2 separate regions of the Homo sapiens genome follow, and region 2 is linked to region 1. Evidence: chromatin loops called from intact Hi-C (ENCODE). Cell type or tissue: heart left ventricle. All regions are shown on one strand. Each heading gives the region's core, and the rest is flanking DNA. Links, peaks and the distances in the headings are about the cores only. Region 1 holds the start of ISYNA1 (inositol-3-phosphate synthase 1). Region 2 holds the start of CRTC1 (CREB regulated transcription coactivator 1).

The links. A loop is a pair of places that touch in the nucleus more often than their neighbours do. Peaks named below come from ENCODE experiments on the same cell type or tissue, not always from the same donor. Only the 100,000 strongest peaks of a DNase experiment are listed, where the experiment ranks them.
Region 2: it touches region 1 in a loop (2.5-fold over the local background); 24 of 110 quality-filtered maps call a loop at or near these places.

What each region holds. Positions count from the first base shown.
Region 1 is chr19:18,435,848-18,444,599 of GRCh38, reverse strand. It overlaps ISYNA1 (inositol-3-phosphate synthase 1), which reads left to right and starts at 6,467. Exons shown (of 11, transcript NM_016368.5): 1 at 6,467-6,507; 2 at 6,612-6,740; 3 at 6,840-7,001; 4 at 7,495-7,627; 5 at 7,723-7,916; 6 at 8,121-8,270; 7 at 8,353-8,568; 8 at 8,679-8,752. The coding sequence starts at 6,621. It overlaps ELL (elongation factor for RNA polymerase II), which reads left to right. Exons shown (of 12, transcript NM_006532.4): 12 at 1-1,937. RefSeq lists silencers at 2,740-2,789, 6,390-6,609, 7,090-7,229 and enhancers at 3,583-3,642, 3,803-3,922, 5,268-6,254, 6,255-7,242, 8,170-8,752. In heart left ventricle, for the core only: CTCF peaks have their summits at 3,999 (motif pointing left) and 7,275; DNase peaks (open chromatin) are centred at 5,770, 6,419, 6,990 and 7,349; H3K4me3 peaks cover 2,242 bases; H3K27ac peaks cover 2,598 bases.
Region 2 is chr19:18,668,110-18,684,576 of GRCh38, reverse strand. It overlaps KLHL26 (kelch like family member 26), which reads right to left. Exons shown (of 3, transcript NM_018316.3): 3 at 12,856-16,467. The coding sequence ends at 15,332. It overlaps CRTC1 (CREB regulated transcription coactivator 1), which reads right to left and starts at 897. Exons shown (of 14, transcript NM_015321.3): 1 at 749-897. The coding sequence starts at 874. RefSeq lists a silencer at 908-997 and enhancers at 1,208-1,507, 11,464-12,198. In heart left ventricle, for the core only: CTCF peaks have their summits at 8,624 (motif pointing right) and 11,679 (motif pointing right); a DNase peak (open chromatin) is centred at 6,366; H3K27ac peaks cover 303 bases.

The DNA.
Region 1 (8,752 bases), core at 15-8,014:
GGTGGCTGCAAGCCCACCTCGGCCCTCCCTGCGCTTCCTGAGCAGTCCCTGCTTATGATGGGCTCCCCAGGAAGCCCACTGCCTCCTCCCTGGCTGCAGCCTCCGGGGTTCAGCCTCCTGTCTCGCCAGAAGACTCCTAGGCCCTTGGGGTGGCGCGCCTGCCTTTTCTAGTTTTATACAAAGACAGCCACTTTTAGCTACTGCTAATGAGACTTGAGTCTATTTTTGTACAAAAGAGAAGCAAAATCTTTTTTCTAAACCTGTGCCTCCCTCTCCTCGGACACCCAGGGTCTAGCCGCTGCCCTGGGTCCTGCCTGCAGTATTACAGAGGTCGTCGAAAGGTGCAGCTGCGTTCTGAGGGCGTGGGGAATGGGCAGGTGGCCTCTGCTGGTCTCTGGCTCTACGTTTAGGCACCCCTTTCCCCAGCCTCTCCTCCTTGGGCAGGGTCTCTGCTCCAGCAAGCAAACAGGGTGGCCCAGGTGGCTATTTTGAGAACTCCAGCTGGTGCCCCCAGACAGCTGCTCAGAGCCAAGGGGGCAGAGGGCTTTCAGCGCCCCCAGGCCTGCCCTGCTATTTCAGGCCCTCAGCTGTCGGGGGCCACTGTGTTTCTGTGCTCCAAGTTGAGACTCGGCCGCAGCGGCGTCAGACTTTTCTTTGCGATGTCCTCGGTTTCCCATTTGTTGCTGCTGCTGCTCATTCCACACTGTTGAGACCTTGTGGTCTCGATGCTGCTGGCCTCCCTCCGTCCCTCTGTCCACTTGTGGGTCCTGGGGTCGTCTTAGCAGAGCCACCGCCAAGGTTTGCACTCAGGGAGGGGCTGATGGAGGGCTGGGCGCCATGGGGTCAGGGAGGCCCCAGGGACCCATGGGCAGAGCTGGGGAGCCAGGAGGATGGGTCTGCCTGCTCTGGGGGTGCAGGCTCTGCAGACACCCCAATTGCTGCTCTGTTGCTGTGCCTAGTCTAGTGTCCCCCAAAGCATCGGGGGGCCACGCAAGTGTGGGTGTGTGAGTGTGCGTATGTGGGGACCCCCCAGGGCATGGTGGGGTCTGAGGCGTGTGTTCCCATTTAGGGCTGAATGAAGCCATGACTTGGAAAGGTGGTGGGGGGTGGATGGCGGCTGTGACTCAGGGCCCAGGGATCACATGGGGGTCACTGCTGCCATCAGCAGTCAGGCAGGGAGAACAGAAATGCAAAAATACAGATGTCTATTTTTCTAAACTGGGGGGTGGAGGGGTGCCTCCTGACAGCTTCCAAAGAGCTGACTGTGGAGGGCCCACAGTGTATCCCACCCCTGCCCGAGAGTCTCTCTCCTTTGGGACCCCCGGGTTCCCAGAGCTCCGAGGAAACTGATCCTTCATGTTTCAATAGCTGTTGTTGTTTTTCTCTTTGGGCCGGGCCGGGCCGGGGAAGGGCCGAGCAGGCTCCAGGAGGCCTCCAGAGTCAGCTGGACCTTGCTGTGTCGCCCGCAGGCAGCCCTGCAGACACCGGTGAGGTGGGATGATTTCAGGAGGTCCCAGCCCGGGACTGCCCGCCCCTCTGCCCTGGGAACCAGTCCAAGGGGCTGTCAGTTGAATTTGCCTTTTTGTTGTTGTTGTTGTTTTTGTTGTTTATTTGTTCTCCTTTTAAGGAATTATGAAGCTAAGAAAAGTTTTGTGTTTTGGGGGTTGGTGGACAAAGTTCTAGCTGATTAAATATGGTCTAACTTATTGATACTATTTTTTTTTCTTTTAATGTTGTACTGTGGAGAAAAACTATTTTGAGCCATGGGGTTGGTGTTTACAAGAACTTTCCACTTTTGCCAAAATGTTACAATTGAAAGGCATCTATCTGCGTCTTCAGTTTCCTGATATTTTCTTAAAAGATCTAGTGTCCTTTTTGTACACTAAACAGGTGAATGCTGACTTTTTTCATTCTCCAATAAATTTCACTGAACTGAACCTGGCAGCCCAGGCTGCCTGGCTGGTGTGTGTGGTGTGTGGGTGTTGGTGTATCTGTGTGTGTGGTGTATGGTGTGTATGTGTGTGTGGTGTGTGTTGGGGTGTGTGGGTGTGTAGTATATCTGTGTCGGTGTGTGTTGGATGTTGTGTGTGGGTGTGTAGTGTGTGTGATGTGTTAGGGTGTGTGTGTTGTATGTGTGGGTGTGTTGTGTGTGGTGTGTGTTGGGGTGTGGGGTGTGTGGTGTGTGTTGGGGATGTGTGTGGTGAGGATGTGGTGTTTGTTGGGATGTGGTATGTGTTGGGATGTGGGTGTGTGTTGGGGTGTGGTGTGTGGATGTGGTGTATCTGGGTGTGTGGTATGAGGGTGTGGTGTGTGTTGGGGTGTGTGGTGTGGGGTGTGTGTGGTGTGTTGGGGATGTGTTGAGGGTGGGTGTGTGTTGGGGTGTGTGGGTGTGGTGTGTGTTGGGGTGTGTTGGTGTGGGTGTGGTGTGTGTTGGTGTGTGTTGACCGGATGTGTGGTGTGTGTTGGGGTGTGAGGGTGTGGTGTGTGTTGGGTGGTGTGTGGTGTGTGTTGGGGTGTGTAGGTGTGTGTGTGGTGTGAGGGTGTGGTGTGTGTTGGGGGTGTGTGTGTTGGGTGTGTGGTGTGTGTTGGGGTGTGGGTGTGTGTGTAGTGTGTGGGTGTGTCACAGCCTGGTTTCTGTGGTGGCTGTCCCTGTCCTGTGGTTGGGGGTGGGCTGGCATCAGGAGGTGATGTGACCTGGGGCCGCCATAATGATGAGAAAGGGTTGTTCAGGGGCTCTGGCTGGGACCAGATAAGAAGGCAGAGTTTGCAGCCTACCTGAGCCGTTGCCTGAGAAAGGACCAAATCAGAGGGCCCTGTAGGTGACGGGGAGCGCGGGGGTGGGGGCAGGCTGGGTCAGGGCGGAGGGATAGGGAGCCATAGCAGGTGTGTGAGCACAGCAGTACCCTCTGGTGTGGATAGGGTGGGCTGAACCCAGCATTGGGATTCCTTGGCCCCCTGTGGCACCAAAGGCTACAGGAGTGGGGCTGGGGGTGGGGGAAACCAGCTGTGACTGTCTCCCTCTGATGAAAGCAGCAGCAGGTAACGGTAATATTACCTGTTCTTCCCACACTGGGGCAGGGGCATCCCCTGTGCCACTAGTGGGGATGGGGAAAAGGCCTGACGGGAGCGGCGGTGGTGCAGGTGGAACGAGCCAGGGGCCATGGAGAACATAACACTCAACCTGCCAGCCAAGGACAAGAAGGGGTGCATTTAGTAAGCGATAACACCGAAGAATAGGACCGTGGGCAAAGGTCCTGGGCCTGCAGCTGTGGGGGGGGCCTGGCCTCCCTGCCCGTCCGTGGCCTTGGCCCAAGTTCTAAGGCCACCCAGGAATCTGAGGGGCGCGGGAGGGGAAGTCATGCAGCCCAGTGGGGCAGCGTGTACCCTGCTCCCAGCATAGCCTGGCCACGCTGTTCTCCCAGGATAACATCTCTGTCCCAACATCCCAGGGCCAACACCAACCTCCTGCAGCTCACGGTCCTGCCTCCCCCGGCCCTCCAACGCCAGCCCTAAGCCAACTGCCCAGCAATACTCTGGCCATCACCCCCGCAGCCTGCAGAGGCCACAGTCAGTCCCCTGACCTTCCTGAGCCATGGATGCCATCAGTCTAGTGCCCCGGATATTCAGGAGAGCCTTCCCACCCTCATGACCTGGGCACCCTGGTAGAGAGGGGCTCAGAGCTGTTAAACCCTCTCCTGCCACCTGCCAGGGGCCCCAATTGTCCTCTTTCAACGGGCACCCCTGTTCCTGCAGCCCCCTCCTGTACCAAGCTCCACCTGGGCTCTGCAACACAGCAGTGACTCAGCCTCATCCCTGCCTTCAGGGAGCCCACACTTTGCTGGGGAATAACAGTGCATCTCACCACCGACTTCAGCACACCCAGGCCTGACTGTAGGGGCCAAACCCCCTCCTTCGGCCTTGTCAACTGCTGGGAGTGGAAGCAGCCCAGCCTCTATGCCGATTCCCTCCAGCTGCCCTGTGCCAGCTCCCATCCTCCGGCACCCTCTACAGGTGGCCCTGTGAACACAGGCTCCCCGGGGCTGGGTCTTGGGACCTTCCTCATGTCTCTCAACTACACAGGTTCCTGAATCACGTGTCGCCTCGAGGCACAAACTCCCCGATTCTCTGATCCTCCAGTACCTACAGGATGTCCAACAGTTCCATTCCCAGAGATGGTATCGGACTCCACAAGTTATGGGGGTCAGTCCCACAGGGCTGCACCTGTGTCAGATGCCACCTATACTTCTGGCAAGCAGGCTAATAAATTGCGAGTTCCCATGACCCCACTTCAGGTTTGATAATTGCTGGAACAGCTCACAGAACTCCGGAAAATGCTCACAGCCAAATGGAGGAGGCGCACAGGGCAAGGTATGGGCGGGCCGTGAAGCTTCCATGCCTTTTCCAGGCATGCCACCCTCCCAGCCCCTCCATATTTTCCCCTAAACCCCATTTTTTTTTTGAGACAGGGTATTACTCTGTTGCCCAGGCTGGAGTGCAGTGGTACAATCATGGCTCACTGCAGCCTACACCTCCTGAGCTTAGGTGATCCTCCCACCTCAGCCTCCCACGCAGCTGGACTACAGGTGTGCGCCACCAAGCCCGGCTATTTTTTGTTTGTTTGTTTGTATTGAGACGGGGTTTCCCCGTGTTGCCCAGGCTGGTCTCAAACTCCTGGGCTCAAGCGATGCGCCCGCTTTGACCTCCCAAAGTGCTAGGATTACAGGCATGAGCCACCGTGCCTGGCTGACTGCCTATTTTTCGGCTTAGGTTCTATGAAGAATGTGTATCAATGTGTTGAAACACTGTAGATCTTAAAGGGAGCAGACTGGGTGGGGGAGGGGGGCCAGCCTGCCCAGACTTCCTAGACTCTGGGTAGCATTCCTTCCTCCAGGGTATGGGCAGGACCCTCCCGGAATGAGGGTCTTCAAGGGAGCAGGCAGAGAGTGACCTTTGCCGGCTTTGTGGCTTTTTTTTTGTTTTAAGGGGAGAAGGGCTCCAGTGTCTCTGACCTGCCTTGGGGAAGAGGAATTCTGGTTTCTATGGTTTCCAGGGGAGAAAGGGGCTAGAGGCAGGAGGGCAGGAGAAGGTCGGAGAGACTCGATTCTGAGCTTTCCGATGCCCTGCTCAAAGCGCGGGGCAGGCCAAGGCCCCATAACTTGAGGCTGAGGGGAGTTTCTGTGTTCTGAGCCCCAACTGTCTCATTTGCATATATGTGATTGATTAAATCGTTGGCCACTGGTGATTGAGCTCAATGTCTAACCAAGAACCAGGAACAAACACCAAATACTCTTTCACACTCCCTATCCCCAGCCCTCAGGGTCTGCCCAAGACCCCAAACTGCCTCCCACGTAGCCAATTTTTCATCTGCCCTGTCTGGGTGGCTCAGGTGGCTTGGCCTGTAGTTTTCTTTCAGTGAACTCCTCTTCATGTCTCAAAACCCTTGCCAGCAGCCCCCTCATCTGGGGAGCCTGTCTTGCAGGGGCCCTGCCTGTGAGTTCCCACCCACTGGGGCGGGGGTGTCCCAGTCCACTTCCAACTCCCTCAGACTGGGGCCCCTTCAGGGTGAGGCCTGGACCCAGAGTCTTAAGCCCTCATCCTCCAAGGTCAGGCCCTGTCTCTTGCAAACGTTCCCAACTATCCACCTTTTGGGCCAGCTCCAGTGGTGGAAACTTTCCGGCCTCCAGGCGCTTGTTTTGGAAAGTTCCTGGGGGAGCTGCCCCGGCCTGCCCGCTGGGTTCCCACGCTCCCTTATCAGCGCGCATGAGGGGGGCGCCCTGCAGTGCAGGCCTCATTCCTCCCCTGCCTCGGCCCTGCCCGCCTGTGCGTCCCCTCCCCTTTCCAGCGAACAGCCTCCCGCTCCGGCCCACTCCTGCCAAGCCCTCCTGCTGCAGGTGGGGAAACAGGCCAAACAGGCCCCATCCTTGTGAGCCCCGTGGGGACAGAGTGACTTTGTCCCCCGAGATGGATGGGGGCGGACATGGGGAGCCAGGGGATGGGACTGCCTGGTAGGTGCTGCTGCCCACGAAGGGGGAGTAGGTGGCAGTGTGGCTCCGAGGAGATTCTGGCTTTGGAGTTCTGGTCCTCTGCCTGTTTCCCCTGCAGTGTCTCTGACCCAGACCCCCTACCTACCCCCCCGGAGGCCCAGCTTCCCTGCCCAGCTCCACCCCCTGGCTTGTGGCTGGGCTCATGTGTAGCCTCATTGTCCTCTTGTAAAGGGGGGATAGGCAGCCATGAGCCCCTGGGGGCTGCGGAGCGAGCGAGGTGAACCTATACGCGCCGCGCTCGTGGACGCCTGGCCACTTCCGCCAGGCGGGGACCCGATGGCCACGGTGGCTCTGGGTTGTCGGGCCTCGAACCGGGTCTCCAGACGTTGGGCCCCTCCCTCCCAGCGCGGGAGAGGCGGGGAAGGGGGCGGGGCGGGGGAGGGGCCGCAGCGCTTTTCTCCGGAGGTCGCGCGCCCGAGAGCCCGCGCTGTCCGCCGCCGCTGCCTGAGTCGACTCTGCGCCGGTGAGTGCGGTTCGGGGCAGGGACGGCCTCCGTGGGGACCCAGGCTGGCTTGGCCCCGGCCGCTTAGAGTCCCCGCTGACCCCCTGCTCACCCCGGGCCCCCAGCCCGCCGCGATGGAGGCCGCCGCCCAGTTCTTCGTCGAGAGCCCGGACGTGGTCTACGGCCCCGAGGCCATCGAGGCGCAATACGAGTACCGGACGACGCGCGTCAGCCGCGAGGGTGGCGTTCTCAAGGTGGACCAGGGGGCTGAGGAAGGAGGCGTGCTGGGGAGAGCGGGGCGGCTCGGGGAGAAGGGCACGGGACCCGGGATTCACTGCGCGGCCTGTCTTCAGGTGCACCCCACGTCCACGCGCTTCACCTTCCGGACCGCCCGGCAGGTGCCCCGGCTCGGGGTCATGCTTGTCGGCTGGGGCGGGAACAACGGCTCCACACTCACCGCCGCGGTGCTGGCCAATCGACTGCGTTTGTCCTGGCCCACGCGCAGCGGCCGCAAGGTGGGGGCGGGAGGGGCGTGGTGGGTAGGGAGGCTTGGTGGGAGTCCTTGCGGGCGGGGGCGGGAGCCTGCAGGGGGCGGGGCTCTGCGGGACCAGGGGGGCTGTAGGGGGTGGGGTTCCGCGGGGCGAGGGGCTGCAGGGGCGAGGGACCTGCCCGGGTCTGGAGGCCTGTAGTGGGCGAGGGACCTGCAGGGGGCGAAGCTCTGTGGGGCGGGAGGGCTTGCAGGGGGCGGGGCCTGGCTGCAGGCGGACCCCGTGGAAGGGTTTCGCGAGGTAGCGGGGACTCCTCGGGAGTCTTACAGGGGCGGAGCTTAAGGTGCCGGAGGTCTCAGGGGAGGGGCCTGGGGGCAGCGGCTTCCGTCCTGGCTGTGAGCCTGGAACTGAAAAATGCCCGAAAGTGGGGCGGGGCTTGAGAGTCTAGGTGGGGCCCAGGCCGGGTCGCGGCCCTTTCACCACTCCCACCCGTCACCTCGCCGTGTCTGCTGACCCCCAGGAGGCCAACTACTACGGCTCGCTGACTCAGGCGGGCACCGTGAGCCTGGGCCTGGACGCCGAGGGCCAGGAGGTGTTCGTACCCTTCAGCGCGGTGCTGCCCATGGTGGCGCCCAACGACCTCGTGTTCGATGGTGGGCGGAGCCCTGGGCCGGGGTGGGGCGGGATGGGAGATGGGGTCTGGAGGGGCCCAGGATCCGGGCAGGGCCGAGTGTGAGGGTCCCCCCAGGCTGGGACATCTCGTCGCTGAACCTGGCCGAGGCGATGCGGCGCGCGAAGGTGCTGGACTGGGGGCTGCAGGAGCAACTGTGGCCGCACATGGAGGCCCTGCGGCCCCGGCCTTCTGTTTACATCCCCGAATTCATCGCGGCCAACCAGAGCGCGCGCGCGGACAACCTCATCCCAGGCTCGCGTGCGCAGCAGGTGCTGTCCCATCCCGCATCCCTTGCTTCCTGCCACCTGTTCTTCGCCACTTGGTTCCCTCTTTTTGCCCCACCCCGCGAATCCAGGCCTCACTTGACACCCGGGGAACTGAGTAGCCCAGGCCTCTGTGAGTCCGAGAGTATGTACAACCAACTTCCCTACACCCTCTCCATCCTCCCCACACCCTCACCATCCAACCCACAGCTGGAGCAGATCCGCAGGGACATCCGAGACTTCCGGTCTAGCGCGGGGCTGGACAAAGTCATAGTGCTGTGGACGGCGAACACGGAGCGCTTCTGTGAGGTGATTCCAGGCCTCAACGACACAGCCGAGAACCTGCTGCGCACCATTGAGGTGGGCGAACGCCCGGGTGGAGCGGGTCAGGCAGGGCCAGTCACAGACACAGCTCTGTGCTGACTGCCCGCCTTGCCCACAGCTCGGTCTGGAGGTGTCGCCCTCCACGCTCTTCGCCGTGGCCAGCATCCTGGAGGGCTGTGCCTTCCTCAATGGGTCTCCGCAGAACACCCTGGTGCCCGGAGCTCTTGAGCTCGCGTGGCAGCACCGGGTTTTTGTGGGCGGAGATGACTTCAAGTCAGGCCAGACCAAAGTCAAGTCCGTGCTTGTGGACTTCCTCATTGGCTCCGGCCTCAAGGTGCGTGGGCCTAGGGAGCTGCCGAGTGCAGGAAGGGGGCCTGGGCCGCGAGCACCTGGCTTGTGGGGCCGCAGGGCCTGCAGCTGCTGGGGCTTCCCTTGTACCCACAGACCATGTCCATCGTGAGTTACAACCACCTGGGCAACAACGATGGGGAGAACCTATCGGCGCCATTGCAGTTCCG
Region 2 (16,467 bases), core at 4,165-12,164, 240 kb before region 1:
GTTCCAGGACTGAGCACAATCTGCCTTCTTGGCCCCCCTCTGGACCCCCTGGGGGACAGGATCTGACCATTCCCTCAGCTGTCCAAGAGGGAGAGATCCCTGTCCCACCTCAGCTCTGCAAGTGGGGACATCCGTTCCTCCCCCAACACCCAGGGAGTAAAGGCACAGGTAACCATGACGTAGAGACACCGGTCCCCCTCAGGTAGCAAGAATGGGAGGGCATCTGTCCCTCCCAGGTAGCAAGGATGCGGGGGCACTTGCACCCTCACCCCCAGCTACCAATGGTGCTTGCAAGCAGCACCCAGCTCATACACCTGTGTCATCCTGCCCCCCCAGGTAGCAATGATGCGGGGGCACCTGTCCCTTCCAGGTAGTAATAATGTGGGGCACCTGTCCCCCTCGGGTAACAATGATGTAGGGACACCTGTCCCCTGTCAGGTAACGACGAGGTACTAGCACCTGTTCCCTCCTAGTAGTAATGATATAGAGGCCCCTGTCTCCTCCGGGGAGCAGTGATGCAGGGCACCTGTACCCCATCAGGTATGGATTTTGTGGGGTCACCTGTCCCGCCCACGACGCCCGGGGCGTGGGGACACCTGTCCCCCTCGGGCCGTGCCAAGCCCCGCCCCCGCCGCGCGCGCCCCGCCCCCGCCGCGCCCCCCCCCACCCCGCCCCGTGCACGCGCCGGACACGCGCCCCCTCCCTCCCTCCGCCGGCCCTGAAGGGTCGGCGCGGGCAGCCCCCTTACCCGCGCGGCCCGCGTCAGGCTCAGGTCCTTCATGACCTCCTCGAAGGCCGCCGTCTCCTCCGCCTGCTTCTGATTGTGCAGCGCGATCTTCTCGCTGAATTTCCGCGGATTGTTCGAAGTCGCCATCTTCTCGCCGCCACCTCCTCCTCCTCCTCCTCCTCCTCCACCTCCTCGCCCCCCCACTCGCCCGTGCCACCGCGCAAGCGCCGGCTGGGCCCACGGGCGGCGAGCAGTGCGCAGGCGCGCCGGCGGTCGTGAGCGCGGCGCAGGCGCACAGGAGCGGCGCGCGGCGCGGGGGCGAAGGCGCATGCGCGCGCCCAGGCGCGCGCTCGGGGCCCGCGGGAAGGGCGGTGGAGCGCGAGTGGAAATTTCAACGCCGACGCAGTGATCCGCCTCCTGGCCCGCTGGACAGCGGCCTCTGGGCTGTTGGACAAGGACCGCGGATCGGCTGGGGCACTGGAGCCCCCAAGAGGGAGACGGCCTGACCCAGATCCTCCCAATTCACAAGGGTGGGGCCAGGCACCCCCCCCCGCAAGGATTGGTGGCACCCCAAGTTGAACCTGGGTTTGGACTAAGAGCTCTGAAAACAGACTAGGGCGTTGGTCACTCATGCATTCATTCATTCAAGGAATATTTACTGAGCACCTACTATGTGCCAGGCAAACTGGAGTACAGGCGTGAACAAGCAGAGGTGATCCCTGCCCTTATGGAGTGTACAGTCAGAGAGGGGGCAGACATAGCACACAAATAACCAAGAACTTTTCAGATGGAGGTAAATGTGATGCGGTAAATAAGACCAGTGGCCAGCCACAGAACATTAGGGAGGGAGGCTCCTGCAGCCACCACAGACAGGGAGGCGGAAAGTTATCTTAGCTAAGACCTGAACCCTGCAATCGGCTCTCTCAGTCCATAAACCTAGCTGTTGCCCTTAACGACTTTCTTTTTTTTTTTTTTTTTTCCCTTGAGACCGAGTTTTGCCCTTGTCGCCCAGACTGGAATGCAGTGGTGCGATCTCGGCTCACTGCAACCTCCTCCTCCCAGGTTCAAGCCATTCTCCTGCCTCAGCCTCTCCAGTAGCTAGGATTACAGGCAGGCGCCACCACGCCCAGCTAATTTTTTTATTTTCAGTAGAGACTAAAGACCATGTTGGCCAGGCTGGTCTTGAACTCCTGACAGCAGGTGATCCACCCGCCTCGCCCTCCCTAAGTGCTGGGATTACAGGCGTGAGCCACCATGTCCAGCCGACGACTACTTTTTCCCATTCCCTTGCAATGGGCATATTGCTATTCTCTGGATACCTGAGCCCAAAGAACTGGAGTTACAGAGCTTCAGCCTTCCCTCTGCATACTTCTCCAGTCCAGTCTTGTTCAAGGATCTCTATTTTGCAACAAGGTGCTAACAGAAGGGTCCAGAAATCCCATCAAGACTCAGCAGTGAAGGAAGGAGCAGAGACTCCCCCGATGGCAGAGTGGTAAGCCAGGGAAGCAGGAGGGACTCTAACCCTCCCTCCCTCAAGAGAGGGACCCCCAACCACCAATATTGAAAGTTTATATTCAGGAGGCTGCAGGGATTTCAGAGTATGGGCTGGGTGGAAGCTAGGAAGGTCAGCTGGGGGAATTGATGATGGCTCTAATGGCACAACAAGCACACATTTTATTGGACTGAGGATGGCTGGAGGGGATGCTGACATCTTCCAAACATGCTTTGATTCATGCTTTACAACAGGTAATAAAATGCTCATGTTAAATATATATATATATATATCGATTTTCATTTAGAATGCCTTGGATATTGCCACTGCCCTACTTTATCTTTGTTTTGAGACAGAGTCTCACTCTGTCGCCCAGGCTAGAGTGCAGTGGCGCAACCTTGGCTCACTGCAATCTCTGCCTCTCAGGTTCAAGCGATTCTCCTACCTCAGCCTCCCAAGTAGCTGGGATTACAGGCATGCACCATGATGCTCAGCTAATTTTTATGGGATTTTTTTTTTTTTTTTTTTTTTGAGACGGAGTCTCTGTTTCCCAGGCTGGAGTGCAGTGGCACAGACTCAGCTCACTGCAACCTCTGCCTCTGGGGTTTAAGTGATTCTCCTGCCTCAGCCTCCCAAGTAGCTGGAATTACAGGAACCCACCACCACACCCGGCTACTTTTTGTATTTTTAGTAGAGACAGGGTTTCACCGTGTTGGCCAGGCTGGTCTTGAACTTCTGACCTCAGGTGATCCGCCCGCCTCAGCCTCCCAAAGTGCTGGGATTACAGACATGAGCCACCGCACCCGGCCATCTTCCTTCTTGATATGATTTTGCGCACTTTGGTAAGCTCCTATACTTTTTGCCTAACAAGCATATTCCTTCTCTCAACCCCACCCACTCCCTCAACTTTTTAGTGTCAACAACCCTTATTTGGGGAACACTGGTTCTGACTTTCAGTCTGTGAGATGTGAATGGCTGGTCTCACCACTCTCCCACCACACAAACACCCCTCCCTAAGGTGGAAGTCTTGGCCAATCAGCATAGCCCATTGTGCTGGCCATCAAGATTGGTTCAGGCCAGGCTGGGTGTTGTGGCTCATGCCTGTAATCCCAGAACTTGGGAGGCCGAGGCAGGAGGATCATTTGAGCCCAGGAGCTTGAGACCAGCCTGGGCAACATAGCGAGATTTAATCTCCACTAAAAATAAAAAAATTACCTGCGCGTGGTGATGCCTGCTTATAATCCCAGCTACTCAGGAGGCTGAGACAGGAGGATTGCTTGAGCCTGGGAGATGGAGGCTGCAGTGAGCTATGATAATGCACTGCACTCCAGCCTGGGTGACAGAGCAAGACCCTGTCTCAAACAAACAAACAAACAAACAAACAAAAAACAGGCTGGGCGCTGGGTCATGACTGTAATCCCTACACTTTTGGAGGCAGAGGCGGGCAGAACACCTGAGGTCAGGAGTTTGAGACCAGACTGGCCAACATGGTGAAACCCCATCTCGACTAAAAATACAAAAAAAATTAGCCAGACGCGGTGGCACACGCCTGTAATTCCAGCTGCTGGGGAGGCTGAGGCAGGAAAATCACTTGAACCCAGGAGGTGGAGGTTGCAGTGAGCCAAGATAGCGCCACTTCACTCTAGCCTGGGCAACAGAGGGAGACTTTGTCTCAAAAAAAAACAAAAGATTAGTTCAGCTGGGCCAAAAGAGTGGACCCACACAGAGGAAAACAGAACCAGGCCTGGCACGGTGGCTCACAACTGTAATCCCAGCACTTTGGGAGGCCAAGGTGGGTGGATCACTTGAGGTCAGGAGCTTGAGACCAGCCTGACCAACATAGGGAAACTCCATCTCTACTAAAAATACAAAATTAGCTGGGCATGGTGGCACATGCCTCTAATCCCAGCTACTTGGGAGGCTGAGGCAGGAGAACAGCTTGAATCCAGGAGGCAGAGGTTGCAGTGAGCCGAGATCACATTACTGTACTCCAGCCTGAGCTTCTGGATCCAGCCATTCCTGAAGCTAGACTCACCTGCCTTTTAAGTTATGTAGGCCAAAAATTTATTCCCTTTTGTGCTTGTCTATTTGTTTTCTTGTTTGTTTGTTTGTTTGTTTTTTCAGACAGGGTCTCACTTTGTTGCCCAGGCTGGAGTGCAGTGGCATGATCATGCTCACTGAAGCCCCAACCCTTAGGCTCAGGTGATCCCCCCACCTCAGCCTTCCAGGTAGCTGGGACTACAGGTGTGCATCATCATGCCTGGCTAATGTTTTGTGGTTTTTGTAGAGACAGGATTCATCCTGTTGCTCAGGCTGGTCTCAAACTCCTGGGCTCAAGTGATCCGCCCCCCTCAGCCTCCCAAAGTGCTGAGATTACATGTGTGCACCACCGTGCCTGGCCTGCCTAAATCTATTTCAAGTCCTTTTTCTGTTCCTGGTTCTGACTGAGACTGCAGCTTCTGTGAGTCCAATGCGAGACTGGGCCCGCTACATATGTGGCTTCTAGTTCTTTTTTTTTTTTTTTTTTTTTTTAAACAGAGTCTCGCTAGGTCTCCCAGGCTAGAGTGCAGTGGTACGATCTTGGCTCACTGCAACCTCCGCCTCCCAGGTTCAAGTGATTCTCCTGCATCAGCCTCCAGAGTACCTGGGACTACAAGCGTGCGCCACTACGCCCAGCTAATTTTTGTATTTTTAGTAGAGATGGGGTTTCACCATGTTGGCCAGGCTGGTCTCGAACTCCTGACCTCAGATGATACTCCCACCTTGGCATCCCAAAGTGCTGGGGTTATAGGCGTGAGCCACCACGCCTGACCGGCTTCTAGTTCTTGACAGCATCCTGTGAGGTCAGAGAAGAAATAAAGACAGAGAGCAGGGACAGCAGCTGCCCTAGCAACTTATGCACCAAAACTCAGGCCTCACAGCCGACCTCAGCTGCTTTCACACACTGAGTTTTGTAGGCTTTAAATGAAGTTAGCCAGGCGTGGTGGCTCACGCCTGTAATCCCAGCACTTTGGGAGGCTGAGGCGGGCGGCTCACCTGAGGTCAGGAGTTTGAGACCAGCCTGACCAACATGGAGAAACCCCGTCTCTACTAAAAATACAATATTAGCCGGGCGTGGTGGCACATGCCTGTAATCTCAGCTACTCGGGAGGCTGAGGCAAGAGAATCGCTTGAACCTAGGAGGTGGAGGTTGCAGTGAGCCAAGATTGCGCCATTGCACTCCAGCCTGGGCAACAAAAGTGAAACTCCATCTCAAAAAAATACATAAATAAATAAATAAAATAAATGAAGTTAATAAGTGTCAACTGCCTTACTTCTAAGAAGTGCTCCGTAATTGATGCCACTTACCCTAATCAATTACATGTATCTTTTTTTTTTTTTCTTTTTTGAGACACAGTTTCGCTCTGTTACCCAAGCTGGAGTACAGTGTTGCGATCTCTGTTCACTGCAACTTCCAACCTCCGCCTCCCTGGTTCAAGCAATTCTCCTCCTACTTCAGCCTCCCGAGTAGCTGAGATTACAGGGGTGTACCACGACGCCTAGCTAATTTTTTCTTTTTTTTGAGATGGAGTTTCGCTCTGTCTCCTAGGCTGGCGTGCAGTGGTGAGATCTCGGCTCACTGCAGCCTTCACCTCCTAGGCTCAAGCGATTTTCCTGCCTCAGCCTCCTGAGTAGCTGTGACTACAGGTGTAGGCCACCACACCCGGCTAATTTTTGTATTTTTAGTAGAGACGGGGTTTTGCCATGTTGGCCAGGTTGCTTTCGAACTCCTGACCTCAAGTGATCCTCCTGGCTCGGCTTCGCAAAGTGCTAGGATTATAGGCGTGAGCCACTGCACCTGGCCCTGTAGGCTTTAAATGAAATTCGTATGTGTCAACATACGTTAATATGTTAGTATGTTAACATATGTTAATATGTGTCTCACTAAGAGGTGCTCCATAAATGCCACTTACCCTGATCACTTACATATATCTGCACTAAGCCAGTTTCCAGACACAGGAAGATGGAAGAGAAAAGATTTTGGGGACTAGCAGGGGTTACAGCAAGGAGCCATCCTGGGCATGTGCAGAAGTAAGTCTGCTGCTCTTCCTACTCACCCCCATTCACCCCGCGGCCCGCCTGGCATGAAACTTGATCCATCCTAAACCCTGGTGATGAGTCAGAGGAAGCAGCCAGCCCGCTCATTGTGCAATGGCCAGACAGCAGCCCAAGCCCCGCTTCTTGCTCCACTGACCCCCAGCCCTGAGAAGGGCGAGGCTTCAGTGTCCAGTGACCCGGGCAGAAACCAACCCTGAGGTTTTCACTTTCTTCCTTCATCAAAGGAACTTGCTGTCACCCAGTGTGGTCCAACACTGCTCCTCACAGCAGCCCTGCGGGCTTTGCAAAGCAGGGCAGATCCCACACTCCCATCGCACTTAAAAAAAAAAAAAATCTAAAGGCTTGGCGCAGTGGCTCATGCCTGTAATCCCAGCACTTTGGGAGGCAGAGGCAGGTGGGTCACCTGAGGTCAGGAGTTCAAGACCAGCCTGGCCAACATGGTGAAACCCCGTCTCTTAAAAAAAAAAAAAAATGAAAATTAGCTAGGCATGATGGTGGGTGCCTGTAATCCCAGCTACTCGGGAGGCTGAGGCAGGAGAATCGCTTGAACCCGGGAGGTGGAGGTTGCAGTGAGCCGAGATCGCACCATTGCACTCCAGCCTGGGAGACAGAGTGAGACTCCATCTCAAATAAAAAAAAAATACCCTCCTCCTGGCGGCTCCACATGCTTATGCTCGGCTCGGCTCTCGCTCCAGCCACACGGGCCTCTTCGCTGTTCCCTCTGCCTGGATTGCGCTCCTCCAAGATGCTTTCGTGGCTGGCTCCTTCTCGACTTGCAGGCCTCTGCTCTGAGAGACCCTCCTGAAGGGTCTAGCTGAAGTGGACCTCCAGCGTCTCTTCCCATGACCCAGAAACATCCCATTCTCTGAAGGCAGCTGTTTGTGCGGTCTCATCTGATCCCTTGTAGATTGAGCTGAGATTATGTTCGCCTTTCCCAAAGAGGCCAGGGCCAGGCCAGAGTTCCCTGTGTGCCTGTGGAATGTGGAAAGGGCACAGACACACGTGATTTCTTATGTGTTTTTGTTCATTCGTTTGTGCGTTTTTAAGACAGAGTCTTGCTCTGTCACCCAGGCTGGAGTGCAGTGGCGCGAACTCGGCTCACTGCAACCTCCACCTCCACACCTGTAATGTCAGCACTTTGGGGGACTGAGGTGGGCGGATCACCTGAGGTCAGGAGTTTGAGACCAGCCTGGCCAACATGGTGAAACACCGTCTCTACTAAAAATGCAAAAAAAACATTAACTAGGCGTGGTGGTGCACGCCTGTAAACCCAGCTACCTGGGAGGCTGAGGAAGGAGAATTGCTTGACCCGGGAGATCAAGAAACTCTTGAGCATTTCTGTGTGGTCCAACACTTATCAGTTGTCAAGCTGTGTGACAATGGAAAACTGTCTTCACCTCTCTGAGCCGCACTGCCCTCCTCTGCTAAATGTGGACAGTGGTGCTCCTCATAGCAGGCTCTTGGAAAGATGAAACAGATAACACATGGAAAGCACTTAGCTCAGTGCCTGCTTCATCCAAGCACTCAGCAACTGTTAGGAAAGCAAAACGCTACTTCGCCATGTTAGTTTTCATGCTTTGCTTCTCAGCTCTTCCTTATATGGGATCTTAGTCGATTTGGGGTACCCACGTCGTGTGGAGGTGAATTAGGGCCATTGGAGCTGAGAGGCAAAGAGGAAAACAATCCCTGGTCTGTCTTTGACTTCCAAAAGAGGCTCTCATCGTACAGAGTTTTTAAAGGGCAAAGCAAAAGCTGGGTCTGATCATGAAGAGAGAGGGAAAGGACCCAAGAGAAGCCAGCGATGCCCCTCCTTACGATAAGGTTACAGGAGGACCCAGGCCCCTCGTCCTCCCACCCAGGCTTTAGTGGTGGATGGAGGGTGGGACGGGGTGGGCCGCCAAGGAGGGTAGTGAGAGGCTGGAACTGGGCAGGCGGGGGACCCATGGTTCAAGTCTAGGGACCCAGCCACTTGTGCTGAGGGATAGATAGCTGAAGTGCGTGTTGGAAAACTGGTTGGTTGGCTGGATGCATTGGCTTGTGCCTATATTCTCAGCACTTTGGGAGGCAGAGGCAGGAGGACTGCTTGAGCTCAGGAGTTTGAAACCAGCCTGGGCAACATAGAGAGACTTGGGCATGCTCCCAGGGACACCTACAGTGTCCATGCCCTGAAACTTGGCCAAGGCCCCATTGACCTCCCTACATCCAGACCCCCATCCTGCTTTCCAAGATCCTGGGGCACTCACAGCCCCCACTCACCTGAAACAAACAAACAAAAAAGAGGGATATCTCGACCTCCAGGGGGCAGTGGCTGCTAAGGAGATGCAGAACGGGCCTTTCTTTTTGGTTGCCAGCATCAGGGTCCCCATCCAAGTTTGGGGAGTCCCCCCACAGAGGGAAGTTGGTCACCCTGCTAACAAGAGAGGCCCCCAAGCCAAGGGTGACCCATCGAACTATTGGCCGCGGTTCCCACCTATTCCTGCATCCCTGCCCTCTACAGTTCTTCCTTCCAGGTGGAAGACACTTCCCCATTCCAGATGTGGGGCTCAGCCATGTCATTTGCTTGGCCAAAGACTTATGGGCAGGTCAGGCATAGTGGCTCATGCCTGTAATCCCAGCACTTTGGGAGGCCAGGGCAGGTGGTTGACTTGAGGCCAGGAGTTCGAGACCAGCCTGGCCAACAAAGCGAAACCCCGTCTCTATTAAAAATACAAAACTTAGCCAGGTGTGGTGGCACATACCTGTAATCCCAGCTACTCGAGAGGCTGAGGCAAGAGAATCGCTTGATCTTGGGAGGTGGAGGTTGCTGTGAGCCGAGATTGCACCACTGCACTCCAGCCTGGGTGACAGAGCGAGATTCAGTCTCAAATAAATAAATAAATGAATAAGCTGCTCTTGGTGGCATGAGCGTATAGTTCTAGCTAGTCAGGAGGCTAAGGTGGGAGTATCACTTGAGCCCAGGAGGTCGAGGCTGCAGTGAACCATGATTGTGCCACTGCACTCCAGCCTGGGCAACAGAGCAAGACTCCATCTCAAAATAAAAAAAAAAAAGACTTACGGGCAGATGTGATAGTGTTTGAGTCCCGAACTGAGACCCTACGAGGCCTCACGTGATTCCACTTGTCCTCAGACACTTGCAGGAGGAAAATGTGCCCTGGCTAGCTGCTGTTCCAGCAGGAGGCAAGAACCCGTGGAGCAGGGACTCTGGGCTACTCTGCATCCTTGCACCTGTAAGCAGAGCTGCCCAGCCGAGGCCCGCCTAGAGCAGACACCACCTCTGCTGACTCACAGACATGTGAAAAACAAACGCTTATTGTTGCATGCCATTGAGACTTGGGGGTGTTTGTTGCACAGCAGTGGCTGACTAATACACACGAATGTACTCACTTTCACCACTCCTGGGACAGCTGGGGAATGGCGTGGGATACTGGTTGGGCCTCCGGGATGTTTCCATGCAGGCACAAGTGCTACAGAGAAACAGCATCGGGGCAGGGCCATCTGTTTTCTAGGGGCAGCTGTGGCTGAGTGCCCAGGGCAGATGGCAGTGCCAACGGAGGCGTCTGGATTCTGCAGTGGTGGCAGGATCGTCCTCTGGCATAATTTCAGCTGAAGGCCTAGTTGCCTCACGCCTTTGATTCCCTTGTTTACTTTTTTCTTTTTTCTTTTTTTTTTTTTTTTGGAGACAGGGTCTCACTGTGTTACCCAGGCTGGAGTGCAGTGGCACAATCACAGCTCACTGCAGCCTTGATCTTCAGGGCTCAACCTATCCTCACCTCACCCTCCTGTGTAGCTGGGACTACAGGTGCATGCCACTATGCCAGGCTAATTCTTCTATTTTTTGTAGAGACAGGGTTTTGCTGTGTTGCTGGTCTCCAACTCCTGAGCTCAAGAGATCTGCCTGCCTCAGCCTCCCAAAGTGCTGGGAATACAGTCTCTAAACCAAAAAAAAATAAAGAAAGAAAGAAAGAGAGAGGCATAGTCATGCCCCCTCCCAGAAATCATGGGCCACCAGTCATAACATCCTGGCACCTCTGACCTCCAGTCTCCTTGTTATGAGAAATAATGTCTGCACTGCAGAAAACACTAATGGCCAGATATGCTTGTCACCAAGCAGTTCCAAAATTATAATGTAAATGTGACAGATGCTGGAGTATTCCCATCTCATGTCAGGGTTTTTACTTGTAAGCAACAGAAACTGACTCTAGACAATTTATTTACTTAAATTTTTTTTGAGATGGAGTCTTGCTATGTTGCCCGGGCTAGAGTGCAGTGGTGCAATTTTGGCTCACTGCAGCCTCCACCTCCCAGGTTCAAGCAATTCTCCTGCCTCAGCCTCCCGAGTAGCTGGGATTACAGGCATTAATCACCACACCTGGCTAATTTTTCTATTTTTAGTAGAGGCAGGGTTTCACCATGTTGGCCAGGCTGGTCTTGAACTCCTGACCTCAAGTGATCTGCCTGCCTCAGCCTCCCAAAGTGCTGGGATTACAGGCGTGAGCCGCTGCATCCAGCCTGGACAATTTAAATAGCCAATGTGTGTATTGCAAAACTGGTTGGTTGGCTAGGTATGGTGGCTCATGCCTCTAATCCCGGCACTTTGGGAGGCCAAGGCAGGAGTGTTGCTTGAGCCCAGGAGTTCAAAACCCGCCTGGACAACATAGTGAGACTCTGTCTCTATTTAAAAAAAAAAAAAAAAAAAAAAGCCCAGGCGTGGTGGCTCACGCCTGTAATCCCAGCACTTTGAGAGACCAAGGTGGGCAGATCACTTGAGGTCAGGAGTTCAAGACCGCCTGGCCAACATGGCGAAACCTCGTCTGTACCAAAAATACAAAAATTAGCCAGGAGTAGTGGCATGCACCTGTAATCCCAGCTACTCAGGAGGCTGAAGCAGGAGAATCGCTTGAACCCAGGAGGCAGAGGTTGCAGTGAATTGAGATGGTGCCATTGCACTCCAGCCTGGGCAACAGAGTAGACTCCGTCTCAAAAAAAAAAAAAAAATTGTTTGGTAGCTCACAGAAGTGATGAGAAGGCTGGAAAACCAGGCTCAGAAAAACAGGCTGGAGTGCAGTGGTACAATCACAGCTCCTTGCAGCCTAGAACTCCTGGGCTCAGGTGATCCTCCCACTTCAGCCTCCCTGAGTGGCTGGGACTACAGGCGTGTGTCACCCTGACGAGCTTTTTTTTTTTTGTAGAGATAAGTTCTCACTATGTCACTCAGGGCTGGTCTTGAACTCTTGGACTCAAGCAACCCTCCTGCCTCGGCCTCCTAAAGCTCTGGGATTACAGGTGTGAGCCACTGCGCCCAGCCTGAGTGTGCTCTCTTAACTTGCTCCTCCTGGCCACAAGATGGCTGCAGAAGCCCCTGGCATTGTGTCCTCATAAGAAGCAGTAAGGAAGGGAAGGGGGCAACAAGGCCTCTCTCTCCCTTGTCCAGAAACACCCGACCCCTTCAAGCTTGCTGGCCAGAGCTGGGAAACACGCCCAGATTACAAACAACCCCGGCAAAAGGCATTGCCAAGAACGGCTCAGCTGAATCTTAACCCCAGAGGCTGGGCACGTTGCTGCTGGCACCAAATCAGGGATCTGATGGTGAGGAGGGAGGAATGGCTGCCCGGCTGGCCACCAGAATGAGAGCGACAGGAAGACGAGAACAAAGCAGGGGCCTTGCTGGGGGTGGAGCACGGCTTGGTGCCCTCCTTTCCCCGGGGTTTGCACACAGAAGGTGCCCACGGCCACTAGTGTGAAGAAGGCTGCCCTCACCTTCCCGCCCCAGCACCTCTCCTTTGTGCAGCAAACATTCGAGCTATGCTCCGTCGGTGCCAGGCTCTGTGTTAGGCGCCAGGCCGCTGAGATCCACGGTCAGGCGCCCCGAGGAAGAGCAGGGTCCGAGGCTGCACCGTGCAAAGTGAATCTCCAGGGCCCGTGAGAACGGACGAGCTGGAGCTGCTTCCTCGGAGACAGAGCCAGGGGCAGGTTTCCAAGCTGGCCAGGTCCGGGGCGGATTCCCACCTCACACGGCTCCCCAGAGGCCCCCTTGGCCCTCACTTGCTGAGAGGCCCCAGAAGTCGCACTTGGCCTCCCTCTTGCGGGCCTGCATCTGACCGTCCCGAGAGACAGCGTTTTCCCACAGCCTGAGCCCAGGTGCAAGGGAGGCTCCTGCAGCCGGCGTCCAGGCCTCAGCGAGTAGGCAGGGCATCTGGAAGTAGACAGGCTTCCCCCAGGCTCGGGGCGGTGCCGGGCTCCAGACCCCTTTGGGCCGCCAGGCAGATTGGGCTACGCTGGTCCAGGGGTGCATGCACAGATATGTGTGTGTGTGCATATGTGTGAGCTTGTGTTTCACTGTGTGCGGGTGAGCGTGTGAACGCGCTGCAATGCGTGGGTATGGGCAAGCATGCGTGTGCAGGCGTGCACGAGCACGGCCATGTGAATGTGCGTGTTGCGGCATGCGTGTGCAGGTGTGTGCATGAGCATGTGCGAGTGTGCGCAGGCATATTCTGCCTCTGAAGGACACAAACGTTCACAAAGTGAAGATTCAAGCCAGTTTCTGCTAAATTAAAAACAGCTTTTTCATGTTTAAAGTTTACAATACGAAAAATAATTTTCCTTTCTTGGGGGGATGCGGGGGGAGGCTGAGGGAGGGGCAGGGGGCCCCACGAACATTCCACGAACCGGCCTAGACGGTTATGCACAATCGATCCGGTTAGATACAGCAGCGCCCCCCGCCCTGGGCCGGCGCCCCTGCCAGCTCACTGGGGACAAGATGTTCTGAGGTGTGAGCTGATCCAGGGGACTTGCAGCTGGCAAAGCTTCTCACTGCTCCCCTGAAGGGGCCATGCCTCCAGTGGGGAAGGGTTCTCTTTGGGGGAGCTCAGGTCGGGGGTGGGGCTGGAATGTTCTGGTAAGTCCCCAGGGAACTCGGCTTTTGTCTCGATGCCCCTGACAGTGTGGGCTTCTTTTAGGTTCCCAACCATGTTCCTATTTTAGCACTGCCCACCCCCTCAGCCTCTAGTGTTACCCCAGCCCCGATGGCTGCCACACAGGAGCGCCAGGCATGCAGGCACAGCAACTTATGGAGATCCATGTGTGTGTGATATCCCAGGGCCTCCCTTCTGGGAAGGCCGTCCGGGAACATCAGGCTTTCTCTGCTAACCTGCAACTGATAAGTGGCCTGCTCTGGGCAGCCCAGTTCATAGTTTGGCCGGCCATGATGAGAATAGGGGGCTGAAGGCTCTTCCAAAGTGCCAAGGTTGGTCCGGGCATGGTGGCTCACACCTGTAATCCCAGCACTTTGGGAGGCAGAGGCAGGTGGATCACCTGAGGTCAAGAGTTCAAGGCCAGCCTGGCCAACATGGTGAAACCCCGTCTGTACTAAAAATACAAAAATTAGCCGGGTGTGGTGGTGTGTGTCTGCGTCTGTAATCCTGGCTACTTGGGAGGCTGAGGCAGGTGAATTGCTTGAACCCAGGAGGCAGAGGTTGCAGTGAGCCGAGATCACGCCACTGCACTCCAGCCTGGGTGACAGAGCGAGGCTCCGTCTCAAAAAAACAAAAAAACCAACAACAAAAAACGCCAGGGTGAAAGTCCTGGCCACGCTTCCTGCTGCCTCTGCGCCCCTGAGCCAAAGCCCAGCCCACTGCCGACTCCTCTGAAAGGCTGGAAAAGGTTGAGGCGGGGGAGAGGAGCCCCCAGACACGCGGAGGACACACGAGGAATCTGTGACCAATCAGACCCAAGCCGCACAAGCTCAGTGCTGGGCCGGCTCCATCTCTTCACCATAACATTTTTATTAAATAAAGGGAAATATTAGGAGACGATGTCTGCTAAGATAGGAGGTTAATTCTTTACATGGTGAGTGGGTCACAGAGACAAGACATCAATCGTCTGTTAGCAGCGAGAGAGACACTTTAAGTTGCCCCAAGAGTACAAATCCCATCTATGAGACAGCAGTGCTGGCTTCTTAAAAACAGTAAAACCAATCAAAAAGAAAAGATTTAGAGGTTCAGACATTAGAACAAATGTGGCCAGAGATACCACAGAGCCCTTGAAGGGAAAGGCCTCACTGCTGGCTCCGTAGCAATGTTGACCCAAAAACAGGGCAGGCCAGGGAGTGGCAGGGCGCGGAGGGGTGGAAAGGAGGGAGGAGAAAAAAGACACCCCACCAGACCTGCGGCAAGCGCCACTATGGGATTCTGAAGTTAGCGTCGCCCTCCAATTGCGGGAAGGGGACTGCCTGGCCAACAGGGCAAATGTAGAGGGCCGGGATGTCTCAGCCAGTTAAGGCCCCACAAGATGCTCAGTGCCAAATGGAAGGTCCCAAGCCCCTAAGGAGCGTTTCTAGGAGTTGATATGGTTTTTCCTCCGGAAAGCAGATGAAGGCAGGAACTGAGGCATGACCAGGGCCTCCCCTCAGCAGCTTGGGATGGGGGAAGGAGGGCACCCCAGGGGAGGCAGACACGTGCCCTCCTCCTCCACCCACCCCAAACCAGGGGCTTCTAAGCCACCTCTCACTGCTCCTGGAGGTCCGTGTGTTACGGACGTTTCGGGTGAGTTTATTTTAAAAACACGCGCGCAGGAGACTTGGAAGGAGGGTGAGTCATATACCACCGACTTTGGGTTCAATGTTGATGAGCTCACATCTGAATGCCTGAAACCGTGGGGCTGGGAGGCAGTAGAGAAGTGAGATGGAGCTGCACAGGGACCCCCTGGAGACCTGGGATTCCACCCGCCAGCCCGTGGGGACTCGGGGGCCAGGCGAGGAAACCACCCCGGGGACGAATTTGCTGCCACCACATGTCAGACGCTTTGCCGGCAGGCTCCCTCGGATGGACTCGCAGCCAGGATCTGCTTTGGGAAGGAGGGAGGGAGGGACCCCTGGGAGGGGGGCTTATCAACGCAGCAGGCCCCTCAAGGGCAGCCCGGGCGAAGGGGGGCACTGGGGTTCTCAGGCAGACGTGCATTCGCCAAGCCCCACTTGGAGACAACATGCGGTCAGGCCAGGGTCCCGGGGGTCTTGGGGGCTACCTCCTGGTCCCGGCCCGGGGCAGCAGGACGGGGGCGCAGGCTATGCCTGCGAAGGACTCCGGGAAGTGCAGGTCCCGCTCCCACTCGTCGGTGTCCGTGTTGTACACCTGTACGATGCCCGTGACGTTGTTGAGACGCCAGTTGTAGCCCCCGACGATGTAGATCTTCCTCTCCAGCAGGCAGCAGCCGGCCTCTGACTGGCCGGCCCGCATGGGGCTCACGCTGGTCCACTGGTCCGTCTCCGGCACATAGTACTCCACAGCCAGCACGTCGAAGCAGCGGTCCACGTGGTCCATGCGGCCCCCGAGGGCATAGATGCGGCCGCCGGCACCCACCATGGCGTGTAGCACGCGGGGTTCGCTCATGGGCGCCTTGAACTCCCACTGGTCGGCCACGGGGTCGTAGCAGTGCAGGGCCTTCTTGTCCTCCACTGAGATCCCGTAGCCACCCGAGATGTAGAGGCGGCCCCCTGAGGCGGCCCCAGCATGGCCCCAGGTACGGCGCTTCAGCGAGCAGGCGTAGCCCCACTCATTGCGCCGGGGGCAGTACCGCTCCACGGAGGCCAGGCTGCCGGCTCGGTTGCGGCCGCCCGTGGCGTACACCATGCCGCACAGCACGTTCAGCTGGAACTGGATGCGGCTTTCCTGCATGGCCTGCAGGCGCAGCCAGCGATTCAGGTGGGGGTCGTAGCGGTAGCAGGCGTCCACTGCGCCCTCGCCGCTGCGGTACTGCAGGTGCTGCCCCCCGGCCACGTACACAAAATTGTCCAGCACGGCCACGCACGTGTGGCTGCAGCCTACCTCCATCTCCGTGAGCTCGCGGAAGTGGCGGGCTCCCGGCTCAGGCAGCTGGTAGACCTTGCTGCTGACCGAGCGGTCGCTGTCGGTGTAGGGCGTGCCGCCGAAGGTGACGAGCGAGGGCACATCCGAGCGCACGGCGGTGCGCGGAGACTGCATCTCGTGCTGCCGGAAGGGCAGCACCTGGTAGTTGAAGGCCTCCAGCAGATACTGGCGGCACAGCACGTCCTCCACCATGATGTCCAGCGTCTGCACGCTGTCCACCAGCTCGGACGACTGCATGAGCGGGAAGCGAATGTGGCAGAGCACGTGGCTGGCGCGCGGCCGCCGGGCCG